2 separate regions of the Homo sapiens genome follow, and region 2 is linked to region 1. Evidence: read pairs that join two places in POLR2A ChIA-PET (ENCODE). Cell type or tissue: PC-9. All regions are shown on one strand. Links, peaks and the distances in the headings refer to the core of each region. The heading gives the core; the rest is flanking DNA. Region 1 has its middle 12 kb from the start of EIF1. Region 2 holds the start of TNS4 (tensin 4).

Region 1 (15,892 bases), core at 3,114-8,113:
GCAGGAGTAATTAGTTTGAAAGTGGCATGCATGCCTGCTGTTAATGCTGGCTTCTTTATTAGTGTGCTCCTGGCTTTGAGATGCTGTCACCTGGGCAGCCAAGGGCAGGGTACAAAGCACAGGCTCTGGAGTGTCTGTATCTGAATATCATCTCCATCTTGTTGCCTGGGCGACTTAGCCCCTCCCAGCCTGCATTTTCTCCTCTGTACGACAGAGACAATAATGCCCTTCTCATAGGCTGTTGAGGGGATTTAAAGAGGAGACTATGTACAGCCGGATAAAAATGTAAAGTTATGAAACCACTATATAGATTATACCAGTTTCCCAGAGGGGAAGGGAGAGAGAGAGCCTCCGAGAGCAGCAGGGGACAGGAGTGAGCCCCTCTGAATGAGGATGGGACAGAGGTGGGCACCTCTCCATGGTGATCTCCTTGGGATGTGACAAGGGCATGGCTGTGTAGGACACCTTGGGACCCTCGACCTCAATAAGATTCTCCAAGGCCACCAACGTGGCACGGAAGCAGCAGAATCTCCCTCCAGGAAGGGATTGCACCCTCTGGGAAAATAGACATCTCCATGGTAACCAAGGCAGATAGATGATCTGGTCTAGGGGCTCCTTGTAGCTCTGGTGCTCTAGAAAACCTTGTGAGCGAGAGAGAATCCTGGGGAGGGCTGGAGCCCCTGTCATTTCCAAGGCTGGATTTCTGAGCAGCCCAGTGGGATGTTAATTGGCAAGGATCTCACTTGATTTAAAGAAAGTCCAATTAATGCCACATTTCTTGCATTCCTTATTTGGGACTTAACGACCCACGTATGTAAGTGACTAGAATAGTTCCCCCTCCCCCGCTCCCATGCACATAGAAGGTCCCAGTGAATGAAGGCTGCTGTTCTTACCACTTGGAGAAGGAGGGAGACCCGGGCCTGTTGCAGCTTGATCTGCAGCCTGCACAGGGTAATGATGAGATGTGCAGGTCGGGCATCAGCTGGGGTTCTGCTGGCAATACATCAATTCTTCAAACCTGCCTAGGGTAGATGCTGGGAAGGGACATGGGGGAAACTTTTTTTTTTTTCTTTTTTGAGATGATATCTCACTCTGTCTCCCAGGCTGGAGTGTAGTGGTGCGATCTTGGCTCACTGGAACATCCGCCTTCCGGGTTCAAGTGATCCTCCCGCTTCAGCCTCCCAAGTAGCTGGCATTACAGGCACCCACCACCACGCCTTGCAAATTTTTGTATTTTTAGTAGAGATGGGGTTTCACCATGTTGGTCAGGCTGGTCTCGAACTCCTGACCTCAAGTGATCTGCCTGCCTTGGCCTCCCAAAGTGTTGGGATTACAGGCGTGAGCCACTGCGCCACGCCCGGCCTGACATGGGGGAACCTTATGGGGTGCTGGAAATGACCTTCCTCTTGATCCAGGTGGCAAAAATCTATTGAGCTGTACCCTTATGGCTAGTGTGTGTTGTGTGTGTATGGCGGTTATATTTTACCGCCACCTCCCAACCCGGCCAGCCTTTCTTCTTGTTCTTACTTTCCCTCCCCTTGCCAGGGACCCACTTATGCCAACCCACGGTGGGGACTTGGCTCAGTTCCTCTTTGCCTCTTTGCTGGCAGAGCATCTGTCTTCCCCATCCTGCTTCCCACTCCTTCCCCTCCTCTCTTTCCTCCTTTTTCAGGGAGTCCTGCAGGAGCTCCTATAGATGGGGGGAAACTTCATTTAGGAAGGGAGATAAAGACCAGAGCCCTTGGTTCCTCTTCCCCGGGCAGGGCCATCCAGGTGGCCCAACTGCGGACTCAACTGCCGAGGTGGGTGGGAGAGGATACAAAGTGCAGCCTAGGGAGGTGGAGAAGGCCAGGCCTGGCATTGGGCCTCAAGGAGATCACAGCCTAGCGAGGGTTCAGACAGCACTCCAAGGAACCAGGGGCCCAGGAAGCGTGGAGGAGGTGCCAGACACAGGTGCACAGAGGGGTTCTATATTCTGACCGGGCACTGAAGGAGGTGTTCTCTAGCTGAGGGCAGGTGGATGTTCCAGATGGAGGGAAGAGCATTAGACATGTTTGATGGCAATCAGTTCAGATCTGGCCACTTTCCTGGGACAAGCTTACAGGTGTGTTTGGGTGGAGCAGTCTGCCTTGGACCTAGGCATAGGTCCTCTAGCCCTCCTTTCATTTCATTTCATTTCATTTTTTAAACTAGTGTAACTCATATAAGGGCTGTCTCCAAGAGTTCATCCAGCAGTAATCGAGCAGCAAGACTCATCAAGTCCTTCACTTTCACTGTGAGAGGACAGGAGGAAACGCAGAGAGGGCTGGTGCCGTGTGGTGACAACCCTCACCAGTTGGGACACACTGCTCATCCCCTTTCAGCCACACCTCTGCACACCCCCCAACACTCAGCTGTCCCCAGTGTGCAGCTCTGGCCCCAAGCACATGTCACCTGGAGGTGCCTCTCTGGGCAGCCTCCCCTCTCTTCTGCACCCACCCATCTTCCCCAAATTAATTCTAACTCTCAAAGGGCCACAGCAGCCACAAGCCACCTGTGGCTTCTGAACCCTGGAAATGGGGCCAGTCTGAATGAGGATGCACTGTAAGTGTAAAAACACACAGGGCTCTGAAGAATGAGCATGAAAAAAAACTGTAAAGTCTCACAATGCTTTATATTATGTTATATTAATTGATTAATTTATTTTGAGTCAGAGTTTTGTTCTTGTTGCCCAGGCTGGAGTGCAATGGTGCGATCTCGGCTCACTGTGGCCTCCGCCTCCCGGGTTCAAGTGATTCTCCTGCCTCAGCCTCCCAAGTAGCTAGGATTACAGGTGTGTACCACCACGCTCGCCTAATTTTTGTATTTTTAGTAGAGACGGCGTTTCACCATGTTGGCCTGGCTGGTATCGAACTTCTGACCTCGTGATCTGCCCGCCTTGGCCTCCCAAAGTGCTGGGATTACAGGTGTGAGCCACCGCACCCGGGTTGTTGTTTGTTTTTGAGATGGAGTCTTGCTCTGCCGCCCAGGCTGGAGTACAATGGCGCAATCTCAGCTCACTGCAACCCTGCCTCCTGGGTTCAAGCGATTCTGCTGCCTCAGCCTCCTGAGTAGCTGAGATCACAGGCGCACATTACCGAATTAGCCCGGCTAATTTTTGTATGTTTTTGTAGAAATGGGGTTTCAGCATGTTGGCCAGGCTGGTCTCAAACTCCTCTGCTCAAGCCATTCGCGTGCCTCAGCCTCCCAAATTGTTGGGATTATAGGTGTGAGCCACTGTGCCCAGCCTTCACAATACTTTTTATATGAATTACTTATTAAAATAAGAATATTTTGGATCTATTATATTAAATAAAATATACTATTAAGTTAAATTCACCTGTTTCTTTTTACTTTAAAGAAACGTGGCTCCTGGGAGCCCCCAGGAGCTATTTAGTTGCATGTGTGGTGTGCGTTCTATTCCTACTGGACAGTGCTGCTCAGCAGGATGCTAGGCTGAAGCGAGCCTGCTGGCACACACATGGCAGGCCCTAGTCACAGGAACGGCTGTTCTTTCCAGCCTTCTCTGCCACCACCTGCCTCATTTCTTTGTCTCCTGCCCCCGCCTCCAGCATCTCTAGTTCCCAGTGATTTAGCTCTGCTGTGAGCTTGCATATTTCTCTCCCTGCTCCCAGTTTAGAAGACAGCTTGGTGATGGTCATATGTACCAAAGCCGGGCCAAGGATGTCGAGGGAACTTTTTCCTGCTCAAGTGGCTTATTGAGTATTCACTCACCCAAACTGTGTCCCTTCCTGGGCCAACAAGGTGAAATTCTCTCCTCTTTTCACTTGCCTAGCCCAAGACAGATACTGCCACCTGAGCATGCACCGGGGCAGTGGGGGGCATCGATTTCATCCTTTGCCCCAAACAGCTTAGCAGCTGTCCCTCTACCATAGATAAAACTCTTCCTGAGAGGAGTTTTGTACGGTCTTTTTTTTTTTTTTATTTTGTGAAATTTACAGTGGTTGAGCTCTTGCTACGAGCTTAGCTGAGTGTTTCACACCCTGTCCCATGGAATCCTGACAAAGCTCATTAGTCCTTCTGCAGACAGAGACCTGGCAGGATAGCGGTGGTGGCCCTCTTCCTGCTGGGCTGCCTGGCCACCCAAGAGGGACCAGGTTTCCTGAGCGAGGAACCTCTGGGATGATTGTGCTCTTATAAAGGGGTTATCTGTTTTCTTGATGGAGGCCAGCATTTGGGGCATGCACCCCAATTCTCTCCGGAGCTCAGATGTGCCGTGCATATTTGGAGAGGGTCTGGGAGGCCAGTGCTACTGTGGACAATCTCATTACAGCACACAACATAAGATTCAAACAAATTCCCTCCCTCCCTCCCTCCCTCCCCTCCCTCCCTCCCTCCCTTCCTTCCTTCCTTCCTCCTGCTTTTCTCTCCCTCTCTTTTCTTTTCTCTTTTCTTCTTTCTTTCTTTCTTTTCCCTCCTTCCTTCCTTCCTTTCTTCCTTCCTTCCTTCCCTCCTTCCCTCCTCCCTCCCTCCCTCCTTTCTTTCTCTCTCTTTCTTTCTTTCTTTCTCTCTTTCTGTCTCTCTCTCCTTCCTTTCCCTTCCTTCCTTCCCTCTTTCTTTCTTTTCTTTTTTTTTTTTTTGAGATGGAGTCTCATTCTGTAGCCCAGGCTGGAGTGCAGTGGCACAATCTTGGCTCACTGCAACTTCTGCCTCCTGAGTTCAAGCAATTCTCCCACCTCAGCCTCCTGAGTAGCTGGGATTACAGGCACCCACAATGATGCCTGGCTAAGTTTTGTATTTTTAGTAGAGATGGGGTTTTGCTATGTTGCCCAAGCTGGTCTTGAACTCCTGACCTCAGGTGATCTGCCCACCTTGGCCTCCTAAAGTGCTGGGATTACAGGTGTGAGCCACTGTGCCTGGCGAGAATTGTTATTTTCTTTTACAGATGAGGATGTTACCCAGTGTAATGCCTGTGTGACATAGGTGAATTTCTACCCTGCCTTAATTCTGCTTATCTTTAGGAAACAGGATGCTTGAGGTCAAAAGCTCCCCCTTCTGACCAAACTGGCTAAGACTTGTGGGATCCAAGGCAGCTCACTTGACCTCTGAAGAACCTCTAACTTCATTATAACTAATTTCTGTGCTAAGTGACACTCCCACCAGCACCATGACAGTTAACAATCACTGTGACTAAGACCGGAAGAAACCACAAAAACACAAAAAGGAAGACGGCACTCCAGTTTCAAGGAGTTCTCCACCCATTCCCAGAAAAGAAATGAATATTCCTCCCCTTACTTTTAATATCCAACCCTTTCATTAAAGGTGCCCTATATCTGTGACTTCCTGGCTCTCAGGAGCCGAGCCCAAGCTCCCACTTCTCAATTCCATGACCGTCTAATCTAAAGCCTGCACTGCTTGACATTCACTTTCAGTTTTGCATATTGATTTGTAACACCAAACGGGGAAAGGCTCCATTTTCTGGGGACCAGCTTTGTTGGTAACAAAGATACTGAATCATAGAGAGGAATCATTTTTGCAAGATCACAGCTGGTAAGTTGCATGGCTGGAATTCAGATCCAGAGCCTGTGCCCCTAACCTGGAAGGGGTGCCTGCCCTGGAAGATTGTCTGGGTCTGGTCCAGGGCCCCATACAGGCATCCTTGTAGTCACTGCTGGTTTCCCTTCCCAGAGCTTGGGGGAGGTGCTGAATGTCCTGCCCAGGTCAGTGTGGCATTAAAGAAAAGATTACTCATGACACTTGTTAAAGATGAAGGAAGACTTTATTCAAGGGGGAGCTATTACATTGGGGTTTTGTAGCAGAGGAGAGAGACTGGGTTTCACTCTCTCTACAATAGGGAAAATTGGGGATTTATAGCCAAGGAACAGGGTAGGGAGATTGGTGGAAAATTACTAAGAAGTTTTTATGCTCTTTTACCCCCGTAGTTCAATGAGTTCCGAATTGTTGTCCCATGACTGAGAAAAATGAGGTACATGGACAGCAGAGAGTGAGTAAGGCAGAATAGAATTTATTGAGGGACAGAAAAGCTCTCGACAGTGAGAGGGGACCCAAAAATGGGTTGCTGACCACGAGGCTGATACATTATAATTAGCATATAATAAGCAGTAAGGACACCAGAGGTTGGGTTGCTTTCTTTTTGTTTTTTTTTTTTTTTTTTTTTTTTGAGACAGAGTCTTGCTCTGTCGCCCAGGCTGGAGTGCAGTGGCACGATCTCAGCTCACTGCAACCTCTGCCTCCCAGGTTCAAGCGATTCTCCTGCCTCAGCCTCCCAAGTAGCTGGGACTACAGGCACGTGCCACCAGGCCCAGCTAATTTTTTGTATTTTTAGTAGAGATGGGGTTTCACCGTGTTAGTGAGGATGGTGTTGATCTCCTGACCTCGTGATATGCCTGCCTCAGCCTCCCGAAATGTTGGGATTACAGGCGTGAGCCACCGCGCCCAGTCCAGAGGTCGCTTTCATTACCATCTTGGTTTTGGCTGGCTTCTTTACCACATCTCGTTTTATCAGAGGGGTCTTCGTGACCTGTACCTTGCAAAACCAGTCCTGTGGAACTCCTATTGCAAGACTATACAGGTTAATGGCTTAACTCTACAATACTACCCCACTTCATTTTAAAATTTTATCTATCTGTCTGTCTATCTATCTATCTATCTATCTATCTATCTATCTATCTATCTACTTTTAGAGACAGGGTCTTGCTCTGTTGCCCAGGCTGGAGTGCAGTGGTGTGATCATAGCTCACTGCAGCCTCCAATTCCTTAAGACTGTCCCACTGCAATGCCAGCCACAAGTCTGCGCTTCACGTGCTTCTGGCCAATGGTTATAAATCAGGAGTTCCCACAACCCCTCCTTGGATTTGATAGTTTGCTAGAATGGCTCACAGAACTCAGGAAAACAGTTGAGTTACCAGGCTGACAGCTTATTATAAAAGAATACAACTAAAAAACAGCAGATGGCTGGGTGCAGTGGCTCATTGCTACAATACCAGCACTTTGAGAGGCCGAGGCGGGCAGACCACTTGAGGTCAGGAGTTCAAGACCAACCTGGCCAAAACAGTGAAACCCTGTTTCTACTAAAACTACAACAATGAGCCAGGTGTGGTGGTGGGCACTTGTAATCCCAGCAATTTGTAATCCCAGCAACGGGCTGAGGCAGGAGAATTGCTTGAACCTGGGAGGCAGAGGTTACACTGAGCTGAGATCGCACCACTGCATTCCAGCCTGGGAGACAGAGTGAGACGCTGTCTCAAAAAACAAAACAAAACAAAACTCAAAACAGGCAGGGCGCGGTGGCTCACGCCTGTAATCCCAGCACTTTGGGAGCTTAGGCGGGTGGATCACAAGGTCAGGAGATCAAGGCCATCCTGGCCAACATGATGAAACCCTGTCTCTACTAAAAATACAAAAATTAGCCGGGTGTGGTGGCGGGTGCCTGTAGTCCCAGCTAGTTGGGAGGCTGAGGCAGGAGAATCGCTTGAACCCGGGAGGCAGAGGTTGCAGTGAGCCAAGATTGCTCCACTGCATTCCAGCCTGGCAACAGAGCCAGACTCCTTCTTAACAACAACAACAAAACAAACAACAACAACAACAACAACAACAAAACAAACCTGGCAGGATGGAGGAGACGCACAGGGTGAGGTGTGGAGAAGTGTGGGGAGCTTTGACGTGCTTTCGGGTGCACCATCCTCCCAACACCTTGATGGGTCCTTTGGGTTTTTATGGTGCTTCCATTATGTAGGCATGGTTGATTACATCATTGGCCCTTGGTGATTAAACTCAATCTCAAGCCTCTCTTCCCTCCCCAGAGGCCAGGAGGTGGGGCTGAAAGTTCTACTTCTCTAATCACATGCTTGGTTCCCCTGGCATCCAGCCCCCCTCCTTAGGGGCTTTCCAAAAGTCACTCATTAACTTAAACTCCTGTGTGGTTGAAACAGGCTTGTTTTGATAACAAAAGATGTTCCTTTAACTTTTGTTGCTCCAGGGATATTTCAAGAGCTGGGGACAAAAGACAAATATTAATTTATTATATTACATTAGGGCTCTGTGCCAGGAACTGGGGACCAATATCAAACAACTTTTCATATCATATCTCAATATCGCAATGCCTGTTGCATAAAAAATTAAAAAGTCGCAAAGCAACCAAAAAATCACCTGTTAAATCAGTCACCACCCAGAGATGACCAGGACCCATTCTGGCCTCTTTCCATCTGGTTTTGTGTAGATTTATGAAGACACCAAATTCTTTGAGGCTCCCTTTGCTCTGTGCTGTGTCAGTCTGTGTGCAGTCCTCGGCAGCTCTTCACAGTCTCCCCAAAGAATTCATTTTCACTTAAAACACAAGTTATAACCGTAGTAGGTTTATTGCTCGATGTGCATATGGAAAGCCAGTAACTGAGATACTGGGTTGTAGCAGAGAAAGAGGCTTAATTGTAGGGCTGCTGAATGAGGAGACCAGAGGAAACCTCAAATCCATCTCCCTGAGGAGTTTGGGGCTAGGAATTTTAAGGGTTTTGGAGGGAACTGATCATTGATTGGTGCAAGGTGAATTCACCTACAGGGAAATGAAGAAACTGCATTCTTATGCTAATTTGATTACTCCGTGGGAACCTTCAAACTGGTTGGCATCAGCTGTTCCATTGGAATTCAGGATTGGAGAAACATCTTCAGCAATTTTTTTTTTTTTTTTTTTTTTTTGAGACAGATTCTCACTCTGTCACCCAGGCTGGAGTGCAATGATGCAATCTGGGCTCACTACAACCTCCGCCTCCCGGGTTCCAGCAATTCTCCTGCCTCAGCCTCTCTAGTAGCTGGGATTACAGGCATGCACCACCATGCCCAACTAATTTTTGTATTTTTGTAGAGATGGGGTTTCTCTGTGTTGGCCAGGCTGGTCTCAAACTCCTGACCTCAGGTGATCCACCCACCTCGGCCTCCCAAAGTGCTGGGATTATAGACATGAGCCAACACACCTGGCCATCTTCAGCAATTCTTAAACAGAAGTCTCATGATTCTAATGTCAGAGATCCTATCTGTAGGAACATGGAAATGCAGATGTTCAGTACTGAGTGTTAGGTGATTTTAGGTTACAAGGAACTGGGCCAAAGAGCAGCCCGATTAATGCTTAATTATACCTGTATTCCTATCCAGAGTTTTTGTCAAACTTGTGAGGACAGCTTCAGTGTGAGTGATGTAAACTTTACTCAGTGACCCCTGAAAGAGGTGGGGGAGGGCATTTACACACACACACACACACACAAATGCACACACACCCCATATCTCAAAAGTCTTAACTTGCTTAGATCCCTCTTGACCTCTCTATGGGGGTTGCTTTCTCCCATCTAGAACCTGTTTTGTTGGCTCCTTCATCTCCTCCTTTGATCCCCTCCCAGTTGCAGACCTTCAACTTTTCTGTCTCTGGTTTTGCAGGTCAGTTTATCCCTGCTCCCTGCTTGCCCCCAAATGTGTACAGCCAAGACCTATTTCAGTACTGGGGAAAAAAAAAGAGGGTTGCAGGTTTATAGAACCTCTAGAGAGCAGGAGGGGTTAGAAACATCCAAAATTTTCCTTCTTTCTTTTTTTTTTTTTTTGAGATGGAGTCTTGTTCTGTAACCCAGGCTGGAGTGCAGTGGTGTGATCTCGGTTCACTGCAACCTCTGCCTCCCGGGTTCAAGTGATTCTCCTGCCTCAGCCTCCTGAGTAGTTAGGTTTACAGGCGTGCGCCACCACACCTGGCTAAATTTTGTTATTTTTTGTAAAGACAGGGTTTTGTCATGTTGGCCAGGCTGGTCTTGAACTCCTGGCCTCAAGTGATCTGCCCACATTGGCCTCCCAAAGTGCAGGGATTACAGGTGTGAGCCACTGCATCTGGCTGAAATTTTTATTTTTATTTTTAAATTATACCTTTAAATTGTAGGAGATCAGAATATGCCACCCCAAAATATGACCATAGACCGGAATATGCTGCCCCAAATATACTTCTTCAGCATAAGGATTATTTTGAACTGATTTTTTTTAACAAAAAAATTTACAGTTAAGGGAACAAACAAGTTAATCGTGTTTAATGAACAGACCCAGGAAATGTCCTGATGTACCAATACCTTAAGAAACAAGGCCGGGCACGGTGGCTCACGCCTGTAATCCCAGCACTTTGGGAGGCTGAGGCGGGCAGATCACCTAAGGTCAGGAGTTTGAGACCATCCTGGCCAACTTGGTGAAACCCCGTCTCTACTAAAAATACAAAAAATTAGCCGGGCGTGATGGCACACACCTGTAATCTCAGCTACTCAGGAGGCTGAGGCAGGAGAATTGCTTGAAATCGGGAGATGGAGGTTGCAGTGAGCTGAGATCATACCACTGTACTCCAGCCTGAGTGACAGAGCCAGACCCGGTCTCAAACAAAAACAAAAACAAAAACAAAAACAAAAACAAAAACAACAAAAAGCATTCTTAGAGCATTCTTAGTGTGAGTTTTGCTTTAAAGATAAAGATAATATATTAGAGGCCGGGCGCGGTGGCTCACGCCTGTAATCCCAGCACTTTGGGAGGCCGAGGTGGGTAGATGACGAGGTCAGGAGGTTGAGACCATCCTGGCTAACACGGTGAAACCCCGTCTCTACTAAAAATGCAAAAAAATTAGCCGGACGTGGCAGCGGGTGCCTGTAGTCCCAGCTACTCGGGAGGCTGAGGCAGGAGAATTGCTTGAACCCGGGAGGCGGAGGTTTCAGTGAGATGAGATTGAGCAATTGCACTCCAGCCTGGGCGACAGAGCGAGATTCCGTCTGAAAAAAAAAAAAAAAGATAATATATCAGATAATAATAGATTCTTGCAGAAGACAGTAGTTACACAAGGACCCAGCTGATAAAACAGGATGCACTAAAGAAGCCAGACAAAACCCACCCAAACTAACATGGCAATGAATGTGACCCCTGGTCATCCTCACTGCTCATTATATGCTAATTATAATACATTAGCATATGCTAAAAGACACTCCCAAATGCCATGGCAATGCCCGGAGGTTGCCCAATATGGTATAAAAGGAAGAAGAACCTTCAGTTCCAGGAAACCCCTGCCCCTTTCCCAGAAAACTGATAAACAGTCTACCCTATATTTGTCATGAGATCAACAAATATTCATAAAAATAACCAACCAGCAGACCTTGGGGCTGCTCTGCCTATGGAGTAGCCATTTTTAAATTTCTTTGCTTTCTTAATAAACTTGCTTTCACTTTACTGTGTAGACTTGCCCTGAATTCTTTGTTGCAGTAGCTCCAAGAACCCTCTCTTGGGGTCTGGATCAGGACTCAGGACCCCTTTCTGGTAACAGAAGTATTCCAGGTGTTAAAAGATAAACTTGCGCTGGGTGCAGCGGCTCACGCCTGTAATCCCAGCACTTTGGGAGGCCGAGACGGGCAGATCACGAGGTCAGGAGATCGAAACCATCCTGGCTAACATGGTGAAACCCCGTCTCTACTAAAAATACAAAAAAATAGCTGGGCGTGGTGGCGGGTGCCTGTAGTACCAGCTACTTGGGAGGCTGAGGCAGGAGAATGGTGTGAACCCGGGAGGCGGAGCTTGCGGTGAGCTGAGATCAGGCCACTGCACTCCAGCCTGAGTGACAGAGCGAGACTCCGTCTCAAAAAAAAAAAAAAAAAAGATAAACTGGCATATTAGAATTTTAAAGAGCTGGCCAGGTGAGGTGGCTCATGCCTGCAATCCCAGCACTTTTGGAGGCTGAGGTGGGAGGATCACTTGAACCCAGGAGTTCAAGACCAGCCTGGACAACATAGTGAGACCTTGTCTCTTCAAAAACAAAACAAAACAAAAAAAGTGCTAATTTGAGCAGACAGTGATTCATGAATCAGGCAGACTGGGGGATGAATCCCAGACTGGGGGATTCTGGTGTTTCAGAGCATAAAGGAAAAATTGTATAGGGTAAACTTTGAAGCAGAGCAAAGAAACTATTTGATTGGTTCAAATGCAGATTATTCGCATGGAAAGTCCCTTGCTAGTAGTAACTTGTGGTGGTTTCTGATTAGTTAAACCCATCTATACTGAGATGGGTTTTGATTTACTTACATAGAAACCCAGGGCACAAGGCCGGGCACCGTGGCTCATGCCTGTAATCCCAGCAGTCTGGGAGGCCGAGGTGGGTGGATCACTTGAGGTCAGGAGTTTGAGACCAGCCTGGCGAACATGGCAAAACTCCGCCTCTACTAAAAACACTAAAAATTAGCCAGACGTAGTGGCAGGCGCCTGTAATCCCAGCTACTCGGGAGGCTGAGGCAAGAGAATTGCTTGAACCCAGGAGGTGGAGGTTGCAGTGAGCTGAGATTGCACCACTGCACGCCAGGCTGGGTGACAAGAGTGAAACTCTGTCTCAAAAAAAAAAAAAAAAAAAAGAAACCCAGGGCACTAGAGTGGCTTCAGTCTAATGGCCTCCCAATTATTTTAACAATGTGATAAATGAAGAAGATGAGCCACCGTGCCCGGCCCTAAATCTCATCTTGAATTCCCACATGTTATAGTGGGGACCCAGTGGGAGGTAATTGAATGATGGGGGCGAATCTTTCCCATGCTGTTCTCTTGATAGTGAATAAGTCTCACAAGATCTGATGTTTATTATTATTATTATTATTATACTTTAAGTTTTAGGGTACATGTGCACAATGTGCAGGTTTGTTATATATGTATACATGTGCCATGTTGGTGTGCTGCACCCATTAACTTGTCATTTAGCATTAGGTATATCTCCTAATGCTATCCCTCCCCCCTCCCCCCACCCCACAACAGTCCCCAGTGTGTGATGTTCCCCTTCCTGTGTCCATGTGTTTTCTTTGATCAATTCCCACCTATGAGTGAGAACATGCGGTGTTTGGTTTTTTGTCCTTGTGATAGTTTGCTGAGAATGATGGTTTCCAGCTTCATCCATGTCCCTGCAAAGGACATGAACTCATCATTTTTTATGGCTGCCTGATGTTTTTTTAAAGAGGAGTTTCCCCGGACAAGTTCTCTCTCTTTACCTGCCACCATCCATATAAGACATGACTTGCTTCTCATTCTGCCATGATTGTGAGGCCTCCCCAGCCATGTGGAACTGTAAGTTCATTAAACCTCTTTCTTGGCCGGGCGCGGTGGCTCAAACTTGTAATCCCCACACTTTGGGAGGTCGAGGCAGGTAGATTACGAGGTCAAGAGATCGAGACCATCCTGGCCAACATGGTGAAACCCTGTCTCTACTAAAAATACAAAAATTAGCTGGGCGTGGTGGTGCTCACCTGTAATCCCAGCTACTCGGGAGGCTGAGGCAGGAGAATTGCTTGAACCCGGGAGGCGGAGGTTGCAGTGAGATGAGATCACGCCAATGCACTCCAGCCTGGGGACAGAGCAAGACTCTGTCTCCAAAAAAAAAAAAAAAAAAAAACCCATAAAAACAAGAAAAAAAAAACCCTTTTTCTTGTGTAAATTGCTCAGTCTAGGGTATGTCCTTATCAGCAGCATGAGAATGAACTAATACACTGGATATGGTGGCACATGCCTGTGGTCCCAGATACTTGGGAGGCTGAGGTGGGAGGATCCCCTGAGCCTGGGAGGTCGAGGCTGCAGTGAGCTGTGATTGTGCTCTCTCACTGCACTCCAGCCTGGTGACAGAGGGAGACTCTGTCTCAAAAAAAAAAAAAAAAGATTCCTAAAGTTGCACGTTAGTTCAATTCAGCTCTCATGGGTTTATATTTCCAGATCTCTCCCCAGAGGGGGTGTTAGAATCACAGCAGCTCAGTGAACCAGAAACATCTCTGTTCAGGCTACTCGGGAGGCTGAGGCATGAGAATTGCTTGAACCCAGGAGGCAGAGGTTGCAGTGAGCTGAGATCATGCCACTGCACTCTAGCCTGGGTGACAGAATGAGACTGTCTCAAAAAAACACACAGAAACATCTCCGGGGCAAGGATCCTTGGGCCAGGGCTTTGCTCTTGGGAGCTTCCCGCCTGGCTAAGTGCCTTCACCCATCTGATTCTCAGTTCCTTCCTGTGCAAAAGTGGGCATGAAAACACACAGGGTTGGAAAACAGTATTTATTCATTTAGTTCTTTTTTGAGACAGGGTCTCACTCTGTTGCCCAGGCTGGAGTGCAGTGGCGCCATCTTGGCTCACTGCAACCTCCACCTTCTGGGTTCAAGTGATTATCTTGCCTCAGCCTCCCAAGTAGCTGGGACTACAGGTGCGTGCCACCATGCCTGGCTAATTTGTGTATTTTTAATAGAGACGGGGTTTCGCCATGTTGGCCAGGCTAGACTTGAACTCCTGACCTCAGGTGATCCACTCACCTTGGCCTCCTAAAATTCTGGGATTACATGCATAAGCCACCGTGCCTGGCCCCCACTGATGTTTAATAAACATCTCAAACTCAATATGACTCAGACTGAACCTCTAATCTCCTGCCACTGAACAGCTCCTGCCCACAACCTTCCCATTGTTCATGGCAGCTCTATCCTCTCAGTAATAGCATTCTTGACTCCTCCGCCCACTACAGTTTGTTGGGACGTCTGGGGGCTTTCCCTGCGTGTTAGCTCCAGTGTCTCGTTGCTTCTTGCCACCTGTACATCATTTTCAAGCCTACAGTTCAGTGTAGGGTTCCTTTGCTCCACTCTGATCTGAGCCACCATCCTCTCTCGCCTGGACTATTGGAGTAGTTTCCTCATCTCCCAGTGGGTCTCACTCCTGTCCCTGCTCCCTGGCACCTTCATTCGACACAGCAGCCACAGTCTCCACCACATTCTAGGAGGCCCCCTGTGATCCAGTGCCTGTGACTCTGCTCATCTCATCTCAACTACTTGGCCTTCCGTCCCCACTCCAGCCACACCAGCCCCCAGCTGGGCCTAGAGCATGTCAGAAATGCTCCCACCTTGGGGTCTGGAAGCTTCCCTCTAGATATCTCCATGGCTTTCTTTCTCAAAGTCTAAGGTTTTGCTTACATAGCACTTTTGTATGAGGCCTGTCCTGACCTCTCTTATTATTATTATTATTTTTTAGATGGAATTTCCCTCTCCTTGCCCAGGCTGGAGTGCAGTGGCGTGATCTCGGCTCACCACAACCCCCGCCTCCTGAGTTCAAGTGGTTCTCCTTCCTCAGCCTCCCGAGTAGCTGGGACTACAGGCGCGTGCCACCACGCCTGGCTAATTTTTTGTATTTTTGGTAGAGACGGGGTTTCACCAGGTTGGCCAGTCTGGTCTCAAACTCCTGACCTGAGGTGATCTATCTGCCTCGGCCTCCCAAAGTGCTGGGATTATAGGTGTGAGTCCCCGTGCCCAGCCTTGACCTCCCTATTTTGAATTGTACCCCTCCCCGCAGTCTTCCTCCTCTCCCTTTTTCTGCATTACTGCTCATTTCCCTCCAGGACATCATCTCCTACACCCTGTAATTTACTTATTTATTTTGGCTGTTAGTTAATATCTGTCTCCCTCACTGCAATCTAACACCGTATTCACTGAAGTCCCCCAACGGAGTGAAGAACGTGCCATCCCCAAATATGCCAAATTGGCATAGTGATTATTTTGAGCTGTAAATATTGGAGAAATTGTAGTTTTAGAAAGGGCGAGCTGACCTGTCTTTTCCTGTATGCAGTAAGCCATAAAGATTCCTCTCGGAGGTCCCTTCTCTGGATGAGAAATTAGCTCTTATCTTCACAGACTGGGAAGTGAGGCTGCAACAGACCTGAATAAATAAACTTTCCAGGCTGGGTGTGGTGGCTCACACCTGTAATCCCAGCACTTTGGGAGGCTGAGGTGTGTGGATCATATGAGGTCAGGAGTTCGAGACCAGCCTTCAGAGACCAGCTCTGGCCCTCCCGGATGCCTCTGTCTGCCCCCGCTTCGGCTGCTGCGCTGTGCCAGCAGGTCCCGC
Region 2 (15,892 bases), core at 3,592-8,591, 1.2 Mb after region 1:
TGGTCAGGGACATCTTTGCTGCAGAGAGGATGCCTGAGTTCTCTGAGAAGGGGGCGGGGAGTGGGAAATGGAGGAGTGCTAAGGGAAGGATGGGGGAGGAGGTGTGAACTAGTACTGTGTCAAGAGGATGGCTTGGCGAAGGAGCAGTCAGGCAGAGACCGGCATGTGCCACACGCACCATCAGAGGGTGGGGGAGGGTGGCGGGACGTGGAGGTGGAGAGGTGGGAAGGAGCCTTGTGAAGCTTATTGAACAGTTGGGTCTCGATCCTAAAAGCAATGAGAAGCCACTGGTGGGTTTATTCATTCATATATCCAACAACCGCTTGCTGAGGAATCCCTTCCCCTGGCATCCTGGTGCTGGAGACACAGAGATGAAAACACCCTGAAGCCACTTCCAGGCCAGTTGAGAGTCAAGACATGCTGGAAACATGAAGAAGCAATCAAGACAGGAAGCAGTCAATGCAGACGCACATCCTACTGAAGGAAACCAGTGTTTTAGAACGGGTTCCCCAGAAGCAGACTCTGAGACAAGGATGAGCATGAGATTCATTGACTTGGCAGGTGATCCCAGGAAGCACTGTAGGGAAATGGAAGAGTGACACAGAAAGGGGGAGGAAGCCAATGGAGGAGGACTGACAAGCCCCTGTGGGCAACTGGGAACTCAAACGCAATCCCACTGGAAGCCCCTGAGAGATGGCAGAACACACCTACAGGAAGTAAAGATGGTTTTCATCATCCAGTTCGCATCTGTCACTGGCTGAAGGCTGCTCCTGGGGTCATCAACTCCACAACACTCCTAACCTGTCCCATGCACAGGACAGACAGCCTGCTTCTGTCTGCAGAGAAGGCCTCTGGCAGAACTGCAGGGATGCAGGCAGAAGCCTCAGCATGCAGGGGAACAGCGAATGCCAACGGTGGATGCACAGGGCACCAAAGTCATCCTGTGCAGCTTCCAGAGCATTCTGTGGCCCCTTAACTCATCTGTATTTGATGTAGGATGATGAGCCCCAAATATCAAACTACAGCCCTAACTTTTATTTGGCCTCCAAATCTTTATATCAGCTCTCCCTCAGACATCTCACTTTGGATGTCCCATGAGCACCTCAAATCATCAGGTCCTCAAACTTAATGCATATGCATCTCCATCCTCACCATTAAACCTACATACCTCCTGTTTCCCTACTGGGATGGATGGTGCCCCCAATTACCCAGTCACTCAAGCCCAAACCAGCTAAGCACAATCCCTCAATCCTGTTACTTCTCTCACTGCCCAGCCTTAGGGTGACTCCCCTACCCCACCCTATCTCACCCAGATCATGGTATCAGCTTTCCAGGTGTCCTCCCCACCCCCATCATGCCCTCTGTGGGGCAGCCCAGGCAGACTTTCCAACACACAGATCTGGTTGTGTCCATCCCCTGCTTGAAATCCTTCATGCTTCCCAATGCCTCGCCAGCCTAACATCCCCGCACCATCATTGCCAACATGCCACTTTGTATTATCCAACTCTTCCAAGTTATTCCACATTTCCCTGCCACATGTTCATTCCTTTGCACTTGCTGAGTCTGCTGCTTTTTGTTTGTTTATTCAGACAGGATCTCACTCTGTCACCCAGGCTTGAGTGCAGTGGCACCATCATAGCTCATTGCAGCCTCAAATTCCTGGGCTCAAGGGATCCTCCTACCTCAGCCTCCCAAGTAGCTAGGACTACAGATGTGCACCACTGCACCCAACCTGAACCCACTTTCTAAACTCAATGACCTCTGCTTTTGTCCACCTGGCAAATAACCCTTCTCGTTGTATCTCAGCCCTGCCTCCTCTAGCAAGTGGGAGCACGGAGGTCCTGATTCCCTCCGTGCTCCCACTGTGCTGCTCACCTCCTCCTCGGCAGAGCAAGGACATCATGAAATAGCCATCGTTAAACTGCAGGTCTGCCTTCTCCACTAGACTGTGAGCTCCTCCTTGAGAACAGGGACATTATTTTATTTTTGTTTCCCCAGCACCTTAGCACAGAGCCTGCTCCCAGGAATCCCTCCATATATGAAGTGACTAAGCTAAGGTGACCCCACTGGACAGTGTCTGAACCACGATGACACTCATTCCCACCTTCTCTCCTTCTGCTGGATAGAGCCACCAAGTACAGGTGACATGTGCCTGTTAAGGTGAGGGACAAAATAGAGCAGTGCTTCATCTACCAACATGGCACTCCTGAACCCTCCCAGCAGGGTTATAATAGTGGGGACAGGGTGCACCAAACCATCAGTGGCCTCTCAGGTTGGATGCAGGGTCACACCAACAGACAGGTGTGGAACCTGGGCAGAGCAAGGAGATTCTGTCCCACTGGGCACTAAAGACAGCCTTGGCCTCAGGGACCCTGGATTCTACCCATGTGGCCCAAATGGCCAGAGAGCATCTGGAGCTAGATCTGCTATCTTCCTGGGTGATAAAAGTCAGGAAGGTCTTCTAGATCTTCACTTGAGGAGCCTATTTTTCAGGGCAGTTTAATTCCACATTGTTTGTTCTCTGCTCTGCAGACGCCTAGGAATTCTGTGCCAGGAACCAAGCTGAGAAACTCCGCTGAGGAAACCACGGGAATCTCATTTGAAGATTCAAATGGAAAAGCTGCTTCTCCTCTCTGAGCCTCAATTTTCCCGTTTGTAAAATGGTAACTTGTACCCAAGTCCATTCCAGCTCAAAAATACTATGATTCCTTTCTTAACTAGGAGGAGTTAAGGGGAAGAAAACTATTATTTCAACTGTGATCTCACCAAGGAACAAGTCTGAGGACTGAGTCGGGGGCCAGTGGCATGGTGTGGAGCACTCAGCATTCGGGGATGACCACCCTCTGCCCAGCCCCTCCCCTGGTACCTGTTACTCTAGGGGAGTCCCCTTCTCCTTTCTTGGTTTCCTTGTCTATAAAAGAGAATGATGCCAGCCACACCAGAGGACCACCGTAAGGAGAAATGCAATGTATTATATAAAGTGCCTGGAGCGGGCCAGGCGTGGTGGCTCACGCCTGTAATCCCAGCACTTTGGGAGGCCGAGGCGAGCGGATCACGAGGTCAGGAGATTGAGACCATCCTGGCTAGCACGGTGAAACCCTGTCTCTACTAAAAATATTTAAAAAATTAGCCGGGCATGGTGGCGGGCACCTGCAGTCTCAGCTACTCGGGAGGCTGAGGCAGGAGAATGGCGTGAAACCCGGGAGGCGGAGCTTGCAGTGAGCCGAGATTGCGCCACTGCACTCCAGCCAGGGTGACAGAGCGAGACTCCGTCTCAAAAAAAAAAAAGTGCCTGGAGCAGTCCTTGACCCATAGCTGACAAATCATTATCGACATAGTTTCCTTTCCCTGGGTAACAAGTGCTGGGTGCCTCCCCTGCTCAGCCTGCAGAGCCTGGAGACCAGAACACTCTACTCTCACTCACCGCCTCCGTCCACCCCAATCCGTGGCTTCCCTCCCCGTCAAGCTCAGCTCCTTGCCCGAGTTGGTCCAAAGGCCAGAGTGGCCAGGTGAGCGTGGTTAGCCACAGACGTGACCACCCAAGACCCCATGACCCGAGTGGCAAGCCTGAATCCACACCGAGGCCTGAATCCACACCGAGGCCTGGGGACCAAGTCCAGTGCTTTTGTCACAAAATAGCAGACCCCATGCGATGCAGGCCCAAGGGCTCACTGCCTACTCGCTGTCCATCCATCTCCCTCTGTCCCCAGGTGACCCCATTGCATTCCTGTGGTTTGGGGTTTGCTGGTGTGGCGGCGGCGACTGAAGTCTTGGCACCCTCCCACCAGTGAGTGGGGAGGGGGCTCCAGGGGCCAAATTCCTCTTCAAATGAGATTCCCGTGGTTTCCTCAGCTGAGTTCCTCAGCTCGGTTCCTGGCACAGAACTCCGAGGCGTCTGCAGAGCAGAGAAAAAACAATGTGGAATTAAATTTCTCTGGAAAATAGGCTCCACAAGTGAAGAGCTAAGCATCTCTTTGGGCTTGGGTCCGATTGCTGTGCCCCGTGCCAGGATGGACTCCCTCCGCCCTACAGGCACGGCAGTTGAGCAAGCCCAACTCCTTCCCCCCACCCACCACCTCTCCCCACTGTCGGACCTCAGAGCTGTCACCAGAGATGGGCTTTGGCTTTTCCTAGACTCTGCTGAGGCACCCTGACCAGAGACAGCTGGGATCCCCGAAATAGGAGCATCCTCCTGGGATGGGGTCACACCAGCTCCAGCTCTGTCTGATGTTGTCGCCACCGCCAGGCAGGATTCAGGATCAGGTTGCAAAGACTAGGGGACATGGTGAGACAGGCTGTCTCCCTGGGTCCCCAAGCCTCAGCAGCATATTCTAAAGTGACAAACCCCAAGAGGCATGGAGGAGAAAAAGAAAAAGAGGTAAAGTCACCAGCTGACCTCTCCCAAGCCCCAGCCCAATACCATCTTTGATCCTGGCAGGAAAGGCCCCTGGACATACGGTTTATCCGTGCAATGGAATGTTATTCTGCCTTAGAAAGGAATGAGCTGCTGAAATGAGCTCCAGCATGGAGGAACCTGAAGTCATTATACTAAGTGAAAAAAGCCAGACACAAAAGGCTGCATAGTGTGTGACTCCATTTATATCAACTATCCAGAATAGGTAAAGCCATAAAGACAGAATACAGATTAGTGGTTGCCAGGGCCTGGAGGAGAGGGAGATGGGAGTGACTGCTTAATAGGTATAGAGTTTCCTTTTGGGGCTATAAAAATGTTCTGGACCGAAATAGAGGTGGTGGTTGCACAACATTGTGAATGTATTAAATTCACAATGGTGAATTTGATGTCATACATATTTTACTACAATAAAAGGACAAAATGAAAGGCCCTTGGCCTGGGTCCCCGGCTATAGAGGAATTCTGCTCTGGTCACCCCCATAGAATGAAGAATCTGTGGGTCCGAGTGGATGTCACCAGAACCACAGCCTCCCTTCTAGACCATGCATTGCCCATGGAGGACCATGGTATTCCTGCCCATACAGCCCTGAAACTCTTCTCCAGGTTAATTTCCCCAAAGCAAGTCACACCCTGGGCCCAAGGGATAGCTGTTTGAAGGAGAGCGGTTAGAATTTGGCTTCTCCAGGCTCTTCTGTCCCCCAACTTCTGGTGCAGGATGAAGCCAGGAATGAGAAGGTAAAAGGACCAGACCACCAGCGAGGGACTGGGATCCAGGGGCCAGCCCTCCCCAGGCAGCTACCTCCTGGCACAGAACTCCTAGTTGTCAGAGAATTATGATTTTGACCCTGGCCTTCACAGTCATTATTTTAAAAAAAAATCAAGGTAGATGGATAGAACATATTTTATTAACAGTTTGTAAGCTTGACTTATGACTTTTGAATATTTAGACTTATGGTATGTATTCATCTTCTACTTCTATATAAAAAATGACCACAGATTTAGTGGCTTAAAACAACACCCATTTATTAACTCACAGTTAACACGTGGCTCCAGGGATGCCGTGTGCAAAAGGGCTGCCCCATGTTGTCAGTGACAACAAGCCAAACCCCAGAAGGGAAGACAAAGGTGGGCATGCCGCGGTGGGGCCAGGGAGGTGTGAGAGCACAGCATGTCCTCTTACTCAGCTGCCAGGCTCAGCAGGAGGCTTGACTCATCCCATGAGCTCACCTTGGGCCTAGGGCCATGCAGGATCGCACACGAGCTGGCCGGGGATGCCCTTCTCCTGGCCAGCGTCTGGACAGACGGTCCAGCAGCTTGGGTCATTGCTGCACAGGTACCGATGCCTCCAAGAGCAGCCCTGCACTTCCCCTCCTCCAAGGACAGCGAGAGGTCCAGGAGGGCAAGCCCAAGGACGGCAGTGCCCAGCCCCCCGCCTATCTGTTTCTGGGCACAGATGGCTGATTTGCTTTTCAGATCTAACTGAGGTGTACAAATCAGCAAATTATGTCCCAAAGCCAAGAACAACTTCCTTGGTTCTGAGAGGCCCACATAACTTACCCCTGGTCACGGTGATCTAGACTTGGTCTGAGAGGCCTGGCTCTGACGTGAGGAAGGAAGGGAGTGGGAAAAGAAAGGGTCATTCTAATCAGAACCACACCTGTTCTTGGGCTCACCCGGTGCTGCTCCCCAGAGAGCACAGAGCAGAGCAGATGTTGAGGTTCTGGCCCTGAGTCCAGGGAGACAGGTATTCTTAGGACCACAGGACCCTATGCAGGGGTGGGGCTTGCACAGGCTACCCTGCATCACCTCCACATCCACACTGTCAGGGTCCAGGGAGGATCGTGGAAGGCAAGGACCTGAGTTTCAGTCTGGCATTATCACCCCATTGGCAATGGAGCCCATAGGCAACCCCCACACTAAGCCTCAGCTCACCTGTCAGTCCAATGAGGTTGCACATACATACTCCAAAAGTACTGCGGAATGTGGAAAGAAAATTTTAGAATTCATATACATGTATTTGTATCTAAAAGTAAGAAAGAGGGAGGGTGCAGTGGCTCATGCCTGTGATCCCAACACTTTGGGAGGCCAAGGTGGGTGGATCACGAGGTCAGGAGATCGAGACCATCCTGGCTAACACGGTGAAACCCCGTCTCTATTAAAAATACAAAAAATTAGCCAGGCGTGGTGGCGGGCACCTGTAGTCCCAGCTACTCAGGAGGCTGAGGCAGGAGAATGGCGTGAACACGGGAGGCGGAGCTTGCAGTGAGCCGAGATCACGCCACTGCACTCCAGCCTGGGCGACAGAGCGAGACTCCGTCTCAAAATAAAAAAAAAAAAAAAGAAAAGAAAAGAGAGAAAAATAAATAAATAAATAAATTCAGGTCAACTAATATTTAACATACAGATTGACCTAGGCACCCTCACTCAGTCTGTTTGTTGGCCAATTATGTCCCCTGAATTAGTCACTCCATCAGGCAGAGAACTTGAGGGCTATACTCTCACTCTGTTGCTCACTTTCAATGTATTGTGACATATTGATGTCTGCATATCCCAGTTTATACTGCCTGATTCAAACTAAATTAGCCCTCCTTCAAAAAAAAAAAAAGGATAAACGGCCTAAAAAGATTTCTGCAAAGAAACAGCAAGAAAATAGTAGAAGATCGCCTCATTTGCCATATCACAAAGGAAGAACAAGTATTGCCTATTGAGTGCTACAGTAGAGATTTCCAAAAATGAAATCTCTTTTCATCAGGATAAAGGTGAAGTGCAGCCAAGTTATCAAGGAAGCAACTGTGGGGGAAGGAAAAGAATATGACAGAGCATTTGAAAATAAGGTTTGAAAGTGTTCCTATTGTTACATGATTTTGTGGCTGAAAACCTCATGTGTTCCCAAGATCCTTCATATCTGCCCTTCAAACAACGAACTAAAAAAGAAATGTTTAATTTGCTTAAAAATCTTCTAAATGAAGAGTTTGAGTGGGTTTAAAAGCCATTTGCTGAAAGTATTATAATGCAACATATTCCAATTTCTTTGCAAGAACAACTGATTGACATGAGAGAAGATGGAAATTTGCAAGCCAATTTTGAACAAAACCTTTGCATAATTGGTGGATGAAATTGAAAATTGAAAATTAATGTCATGATTTAATGAGCTGAGCCCACAATGCACCCCATCCGTCTGGATCTAGGTATCTTCGTGAGGCCTTCTTTTCAGCTGTGACAACCATTAAAACTGAATATTGAAATAAACTGAATTTAGAATGAGACATTCAAATCACTGTTCCACAAAGTGTTTTCAGATTTCACAAACCAGGAGTTTCAAAAATAAACAAGCATATTCAATCACGTTGCTCTCATTGTGAGAACAAAAGGGTTTTAATTAAATGAGATGCCATAAAATTACTTTTAAATATATCATTGAAAAAGATTCAATGTATTTTTTCTTCATCTTTATTTAAAATTTTAGAATGTATATAATATAGTTTACACATATACGTATAATGAGCATAACATATTTTATAATGTACATATATTTTTGTAATGTAAATACTAATATATTTATGTATATATAGCTCATGTATATAATTTGTAAAGTTCCACGTACCTAATGTTTTTGGGTTTTTTTTTGAGATGGAGTCTCGCTGTGTCATCCAGGCTAGAGTGCAGTGGCATGATCTTGGCTCACTGCAACCTCCACCTCCTGGGTTCAAGTGATCCTCCCACCTCAGTCTCCCAAGTAGCTGGGATTACAAGCGTGCACCACCACATCCAGCTAATTCTTATATTTTTAGTAGAGATGGGGTTTCACCATATTGGCCAGACTGGTCTTGAACTCCTAACCTCAAGTGATCCACCCACCTCAGTTTCCCAAAGTGCTGGGATTATAGGCGTGAGCCACCACACCTGGCCTATATATCTGTAATTTATAAACAAATAGTTGTTAGGTTGCCTGCTCAACATTTTTTACCGATGGGATGTGTGAACAACAGAGTTTGAGTCTGAGGATGCGGCAGTGCCTGAGGGGCCCTCCATTCTGGGGTTGGAGAATGAATGGGGTCACCCTGACCTGGATGTAAGCCTTCATAATAAAGATGTTCCTGAATTGGACTTTACCTGCCCTGCAGAGGCAAGCCATTGACTAGAGCTTCAGGCATGTGTTGTTATTATTATTATTATTATTATTATTATTATTTTGAAATAGGGTCTCACTCTGTCACCCAGGCTGGAATGCAGTGGCACCATCATGGCTCACTGCAGCCTCAGCCTACCTGGGCTCAGGTGATCCTCCCACCTCAGCCTCCCAAGTAGCTGGGACTACAGACAGGCACCACTGTTCCCAGCTAATTTTTTTTTTAAGGAGATACAAGGGTTTCACCATGTTGCCCAGGCTGGTCTCAAACTCCTGAGGCTCAGATCCACCTGCCTCAGCCTCCCCAAGTATTGGAATTACAGGTGTGAGACACTGCGCCCGGCCAGGCATGTGCATTTTATAGCTAGGGGGGTCAGAGGTCCAAAAGCATAAGACCTGAGAGCAGCCCCATTGGAAAGAACATCATCTCCTCCCCTGGAAAAAGAAGGACCTCTCTCGCCACTGCCCCTCACCCCTCCTACACAACAGGAGGAGGAAAACTTTCCTCCCTCTCAGAGGGACTTCAGAGGCCCTAAAAGGGTAACTCTCTTTCCTGGAGTATCACAGTAAATTGGCAATGGAGACTAAGTGTGAATTCAGACACCCAGAGCGCCAGTGCCGAGCTTTTACCTGCTCTGTTCTCTCTTGATCCTGAGCCTGGTTTTTGGTTACCAAAATTCTCACTATCCTCTGTACTGTAAAGTCCTCCCTGCTATTCATTTTAGATTTGCATGTTGCAAATAAAGCCTAGAATGCTCAGGAGGCTAAACACTCAAAGTCAATGACCTGCCCCATTGAGGCAAAGAACATCTCTCTCCAATCTTTTGGGTCTGTCTTAACCCCAAAGAAGAGGGACTCCCAGAAAGCAGTGAAGTCTGCACCTCTGCTACCTTCTCAGGGGGCTCAGCACCTCCCTGAAGCAACAGAACCTCCCTAAGGCACACATATGCTCATGTCATTCCCTCCCTGACCTTGCCCTGCTTAAAGGCTCCCCGTGTATCTCCACTGCCCACCACAGAAAATTCCCACTGCTCAGGCCAGTCTATACCCTGGCCCCACCCATTCTCATCAGTCACCTGCAAGAAACAGAAGCCACACTAGCTAGTGTAAGCAGAGAGGAATTTCATGCAGTATTCTGTCCTTAGAAAATGATCAAGAGGGCTAGAGGAGCAAGCTGCACTGCAGGAATAGCTCCCAGAACACAGGGGCCGAGCAACCCACCTGGGAGTCTTGCCCTCTGGTACCATCAGGAGAGTAAGGAATCAGGAGTGGCTGGGCACAGTGGCCCACACTTGTAATCCCAGCACTATGGGAGGCCGAGGCAGACGGATCACTTGAGGTCAGGAGTTCCAGACCAGCCTAGCAACATGGCAAAACCCCGTCTCTACTAAAAATATAAAAAAAAAAAAATCTGGGCATGGTGGCGCACACCTGTAGTCCCAGCTATTCGGGAGGCTTGAGGAGAATCGCTTGAACCCAGGAAGTGGAGGTTGCAGTGTGAGCTGAGATCGCACCACTGCACTCCAGCCTGGGCAACAGAGTAAGACTCCATCTCAGAAAAAAATAAAAGAATCAGAAGCCGCTCAGGGTCTGTGGACTTCAAGAACCATCATCACAACTGATTCAGGAAGTTGTTTCAGCAACAAGCTCTTCATGCCCACAAAGCTGAACACTGGATGTTAGAAAACAGCTGCTAAAAAATATACCCAGTGTCCAGCTGGGCGTGGCGACTCAGGCCTGTAATCACAGCAACTCGGGAGGCTGAGGTGGGAGGATCAGTTGAGGCCAAGAGTTTGAGACCAACCTGGACAAAATAGTGAGACTTCCATCTCTACAAAAAAATTAAAAGCTTAGCTGGGTGTGGTGGCATGTGCCTATAGTCCCACCTACTCAGGAGGCTGAAGCAAGAGGATTGCTTGAGCCTGGGAGTTCAAGGCTGCAGTGAGCCATGATGGTACCACTGCACTTCAGCCTGAGAAACAAAGCAAGACCCTCTCTCAAAATAAAGAAAATAAAAGGGAGGCAAAGGGAGATTAGACAGACAGAAGAGGAGAAGGAGATGTGAAGACACAGACTGAGACTGGAGTGATGTGGCCACAAGCCCAGGAATTCCAGGACAGCCACCAGAAATTTGAAGAGGCAAGGAATGGATTCTCCCTTTCAATCCCTGAAAGGAGCATGGCTCTGTCCAATTTCAGGCTCCAGACTGTGACAGAATAAATGTTTGTTGTTTTAAAGCATCAGGTTTGTGGTAATTTGTTACGATAGTCTCGAGAAACTAATAAAACACATCTTAAAAAGTAAAAAGAAGCAGAGGAAATTAATTTTAATAATGTTTTTATTTAACCCAGTATCTATAAAACAGCATCATTTCCACACACAATCAATATAAAAAATTACTGAGCAAGCATGGTGGCTCACGCCTGTAATCCCAGCCCTTTGGGAGGCCGAGGTGGGAGTATAGCTTGAAGCCAGGAGTTTGAGACCAGCCTGGGCAACATAATGTTACTGCATTTCTAGAAAAAAAAAAAATTATTCAATTACTATTGAGATATTTCATATAATTTTTCATACTGAGTCTTTAAAATCTGAATTGTATTTTGCACCCACAGCACATCTTTGTTTAGACTAGCCACATTTCAGGCGCTCCGTATCCACACACGACTAACGCTGACAGAAGATGGCTCAGCTCCAGCCTTTTGTAGGCCTCTTGGTTGCACCAGGCTGAGATTTGGGGGCCTTTCTGTCTATGAGTCATACTCCCCCATGAACAGTGTGCTCCTTGCGGGCAGGAGCCTTGTCCCATTCATCTCTATATCCTAACATCTGAATGCAGGGGCACTCAATAAATTGTTGTTTTTTGTTTATTTGTTTGTTTGTTTGTTCTAGATGGAGTCTCACTCTGACACCCAGGCTGGAGTACAGTGGCGTAATCTCAGCTCACTGCAACCTCCACCTCCCAGGTTCAGGAGATTCTCCTGCCTCAGCCTCCCGAGTAGCTGGGATTACAGGTGCCCACCACCATGCCTGGCTAGTTTTTGTGGTTTTAGTAGAGACGGGATTTCACCATGTTGGCCAGGCTGGTCTCAAACTCCTGATCTCAGGCGATCTGCCCACCTCGGCAGTGTGCCCTCCCAAAGTGCTGGGATTACAGGCGTGAGCCACCACACCCAGCCAAATAAATGTATTTTGAATGAATGAGTAATGTGGGTTCTCTACAAGAAAAAAACTCAGTCAGAAATTACATTTCTTAGTTTCTTTTTTTTTTGAGATGGAGTCTTGCTCTGTCACCCAGGCTGGAGTGCAGCGGTGCGATCTCGGCTCACTGCAAGCTCTGCCTCCTGGGTTCACGCCATTCTCCTGCCTCAGCCTCCCGAGTAGCTGGGACTGCAGGCACCCGCCACCACGCCCGGCTCATTTTTTGTATTTTAATAGAGACGGGGTTTCACTGTGTTAGCCAGGATGATCTCGATCTCCTGACCTCGTGATCCACCCACCTCGGCCTCCCAAAGTGCTGGGATTACAGGCGTGAGCCACTGCACCCGGCCATTTCTTGGTTTCTTTAATTGATTTTCCCTCTCCCTTAGTGAGAGACATGCAGAATACATCAAAATATAGGCTGGACTTTTTTTTTTTAATCTACTTGGAATCCCTTCTTTCAGAAGAGTAGATGTAGGACAAGGTGCCCCCGTCAACTAGGGAAATAGTGTATTTTGAGGTTGAAAAGAAATGCTGTGAATAGGCTTATATCTAGCAAAGAATTGAATTAATAATTAATAACCTTCCAAAACAGAAAGCACCAGGACCAGACAGTTTTACTGGTGAAATCTACCAAACATTTGAGGAAGAAATAGGACCACTTCTCTACAACCTCTTTCAGAAGATAGAAGCAGAAGGAACACTTCCCAACTCATTTTATGAGGCCAGCATTGCTGAAACCAGAGATACAAAAGAAAACTAGACACCAATATCACTCATGAACATAGATGCAAAAATCCTCCACAAAATGTTAGCAAATTGAACCCAACAATGTATTAGAAGAATTATACAGACCCAGGCATAGTGGTACATGTCTGTAATCCCAGCTACTCCAAAGTCTGAAGTGGGAAGATCACTTGAGTCCGGGAGGTTGAGACCAGCCTGGGCAACATAGCAAGACCCCATCACAAAAAAAAAAAGAATTATATACCATGACCAGGGGGTTCATCCCAGGTATGCAAGGAGGGTTCAAAATTCAAAAGTAAATTAATGTAATCTATCACATCCATAGGCTAAAGAAAAAATGTCATATCTATAGATGTATAAAGAAATGCCACTCCATCCATCCCTTGATGATCACGGCAAAGGGCAGTGATGTGGTGTTGGGCAGGGTTTGTGAGGCAGCTGGGGCTGAAATCACTGTTCTGAGACCATCTTAAGCTAAAGGAAGCAGCTGGGTGTGAAACAAAAGAGCCAATCTGCCAAGAAAGACCATAACCCCCAGGTATGGGTCTGTAAGGCTGGAGGACCCCCTGGCCCTGAAGAACCACTGCAGAGGCTATCCATACCAGCCCCAGGGGAGATGGCCAGGGTTACCCCGGAGTTGCCACAGTCTCTGCCCAACACTTCGCCCTACTGTAACCTGCCCCTTCCACTCAAGAAACTCACGAGTCGCCCCTCCCACTCTCCCACAATCATGAGCCACAGCCTCATGGGGGAAGCCGCCATGTGCAGTGACATCCACTCCAGGGCAGGAGCACCACATTTTTCATCCAAAGACATAATTGCTCATCAAGCCATGTGCCAACAAGGCTGCATGGACACCTAGGGACACCTTTTATGTCACCATCAGGAAGGGGCACCTTATATAACTTTCCATAGCTTTGCTCACCGGCCTCCCATGCACTAGTTCACCATGCCTCAGTGAAACCCCAGGGCATCAAAAACTGTAAGGCCAGAAGCCCTTCCACTGGGCATAATGGGGGCATGGGGCAACCCACCCCTGAGATTAGCCTACTGGGATCACCATGAGTCCCTGGGCTGGAGACTTCGCCAGCTCCCTCACTTCAGACCGCTCCCAGACCAGGCTCTGCCATCAGCACCCTCCCCTCACCATGTCTGAACACCTCCTTACAACATTCTAGGACCCCTGCCCCTCTAGAACAGGGAGAGAGTTGGAACCATGGAGAAGGAGCTACCAGACCAGACTTCTGGGCTTCCTGATCTCACCCTCCAATGTCCTCCCCTCAGGGAACTTCCACCCTGGGGCACAGACCAGACGAGGGACAGAGATAGCCCATGAGTGAAGGAACAGCTATAAGCCCCTTCTCAAAGCCCTCCAGACACTTCAGCCTCCTTTCCTTGAGTTAGAGGCCCCATCCCAAGCTAGAGTCATTACTGTAAAAGGAGAGAAAGAAGAAAAGACAAGCTCGTGCCTAGCCTTACTTCCAGTGGGCCCTTACCCTGTGCCTGTCCCAGTGTGACCCAGCACAAAGGGGGACTGCAGAGGGTCTCCTGCCCACTGGCATCCTGCTTTGTCAAGGCCCTCACTCTCTGCCAGCTCTGCCAACCCATGGCCTCTGCCCCAGCCAGCACCTGAGGAGTGCCCACTGCACACCTTGATTCTAGCTATGCCCTGTCCAAGCAAGGACTCCCTGGCCATGTGGTGCCACGAGAAGCCCAAGCAGGAACTTGGGAGCCCCTCACACACACCCAGACCCAAAACCCACCACCCAGTGCTTCCCTTCCTGCTGCCTGTGCCAGCCCCACCTGAGCTCACTGGATCCAGCAGGGGTGGGGCCTACTGCTGTCAGGGCCACGTGCAGGGCCCGCCCGGAGGGGAGGAGAGAAGGCGGGCAAGCTGCTTTTAAGGCAGGTCTGGAGGTGAACTGGCGCCTCTCCTGACTCTTCACCTGGACTCTGAGTCGTCTTGGTCCCAGGAGCCAGTAGTGAAGGCAACAGTCTGCCCACCTGTGGACACCAGGTAGGTGCCTTTATTCTTTAAGAAGAGAGGAACACGGAGCACCTTTGCTGGCCCTGATTCATTTAAACATTTTTTTTTTTTTTTTTGAGATGGAGTCTTGCTCTGTCACCCAAGCTGGAGTGCAGTGGCGCGATCTCGGCTCACTGCCAACGTCTGCCTCCAGGGTTCAAGCGATTCTCCTGCCTCAGCCTCCCAAGTAACAGGGATTACAGATGTTTGCCACCATGCCCGGCTAATTTTCTTATGTTTAGTAGAGACGCGGTTTCACCATGTTGGCCAGGCTGGTCTCAAACTCCTGACCTCAGGTGATCCTCCCACCTTAGCCTCCCAAAGTGCTGGAATTACAGGCGTGAGCCCAGCCTCATTTAACCTTTTGTCTTCAGCTTCTCCATTTCTCAGGGCTCAGAGTGAAGGTGGGGAGAAATGGGGTGGAGGATGTGGATGAGACAGAGATGGTCTCAGGATCACAGACCGCGGAGTTCAGCAGTTCAAGGGAACTAAACCTGTGCCCCTCGGCAAATAGATGAGAGAGCTGAGGGCCACAGAGAAGAGGCTTGCCTGAGGTCATGGAAAGGGACTGGACACAGAACCCAGGCCTCTCGCCTCCCAGCGCTCTGGGAGCCCTCTGGGCACTTCAGAGGTAGACAGGACTGGGAGATGGGGCGGCTGGCCTTCACTGGTCCTATGGGTCCCTGCCTGAGGTCCACGTCCTGCGTCACCGGGTCTGGGTGGGAGGGATGGGAAGATCGGGAGCCAGTTTTCAAAAATAGGGGGTGCAGTGGAGATTGGGCTAATGAGGCAAAGTGCTTTGGGGGAGACTCAGGCTTTACCCTTGCCCCACCCTCTCCCTTCACTGACCTGGGCTCATTGGGAGAGAGTAAGTCAGGAGAAGAGGTTGGCAATGACACGGAAGAGGGGATTTGCCAAGGCACCAGGACTCCCCAGAGTCCTTGGGAACAAAGAAAGAGATCTGAGTCAGAATCAGAAGTGGGAGCGGGTAGGGGGCACCTACAAATAGAGCAGAGGTGGCTGGAGCCCTCCTTGCCCCCGCCCCGTGCCTCCCAACCACACAGAGCCCCGGGCCCAGGGACTCTCCCCACCACTTACAGCAAGAAAGAGCAAGTTAGAGGAGTGTGCGGGGCCGCGAAGGGGGCAGCATTCAGGAATACAGGAGTAAGATGGAGCCCTGCCTTGGTACATCCAAGGGCGACGCAGAGCCTTAAAAGTGAGGGGAGGCTGAAGAGGAGCGTAGGGGCTGCCTGCCCTTTGCTCAGCTCCAGGTCTGTCCCTCTTGGTTCCAGAATCCCAGAAGGGGCAGCGGTGGACAGGGTTCTTAAATATGTGAAGCAGCAGCAGAGGCTAAAAGTGTGGGACCGTGGAGCAAGACC

The links. ChIA-PET counts read pairs that join two places held together with the same protein. Peaks named below come from ENCODE experiments on the same cell type or tissue, not always from the same donor. Only the 100,000 strongest peaks of a DNase experiment are listed, where the experiment ranks them.
Region 2: POLR2A ChIA-PET joins it to region 1 with 8 read pairs; 2 of 35 experiments call an interaction of 5 or more read pairs at or near these places.

The regions. Positions count from the first base shown.
Region 1 is chr17:41,668,507-41,684,398 of GRCh38, reverse strand. No RefSeq gene overlaps it. Among named protein-coding and RNA genes, the nearest start is that of EIF1, 12 kb to the left of the region's middle. RefSeq lists a silencer at 2,301-2,380 and an enhancer at 5,446-5,675. In PC-9, for the core only: a CTCF peak has its summit at 5,012 (motif pointing left); DNase peaks (open chromatin) are centred at 5,148 and 5,868; H3K4me3 peaks cover 892 bases; H3K27ac peaks cover 2,598 bases.
Region 2 is chr17:40,500,146-40,516,037 of GRCh38, reverse strand. TNS4 (tensin 4) reads left to right here and starts at 14,415. Exons shown (of 13, transcript NM_032865.6): 1 at 14,415-14,504. In PC-9, for the core only: no CTCF peak of the experiment used is centred there; DNase peaks (open chromatin) are centred at 3,777 and 5,547; H3K27ac peaks cover 759 bases.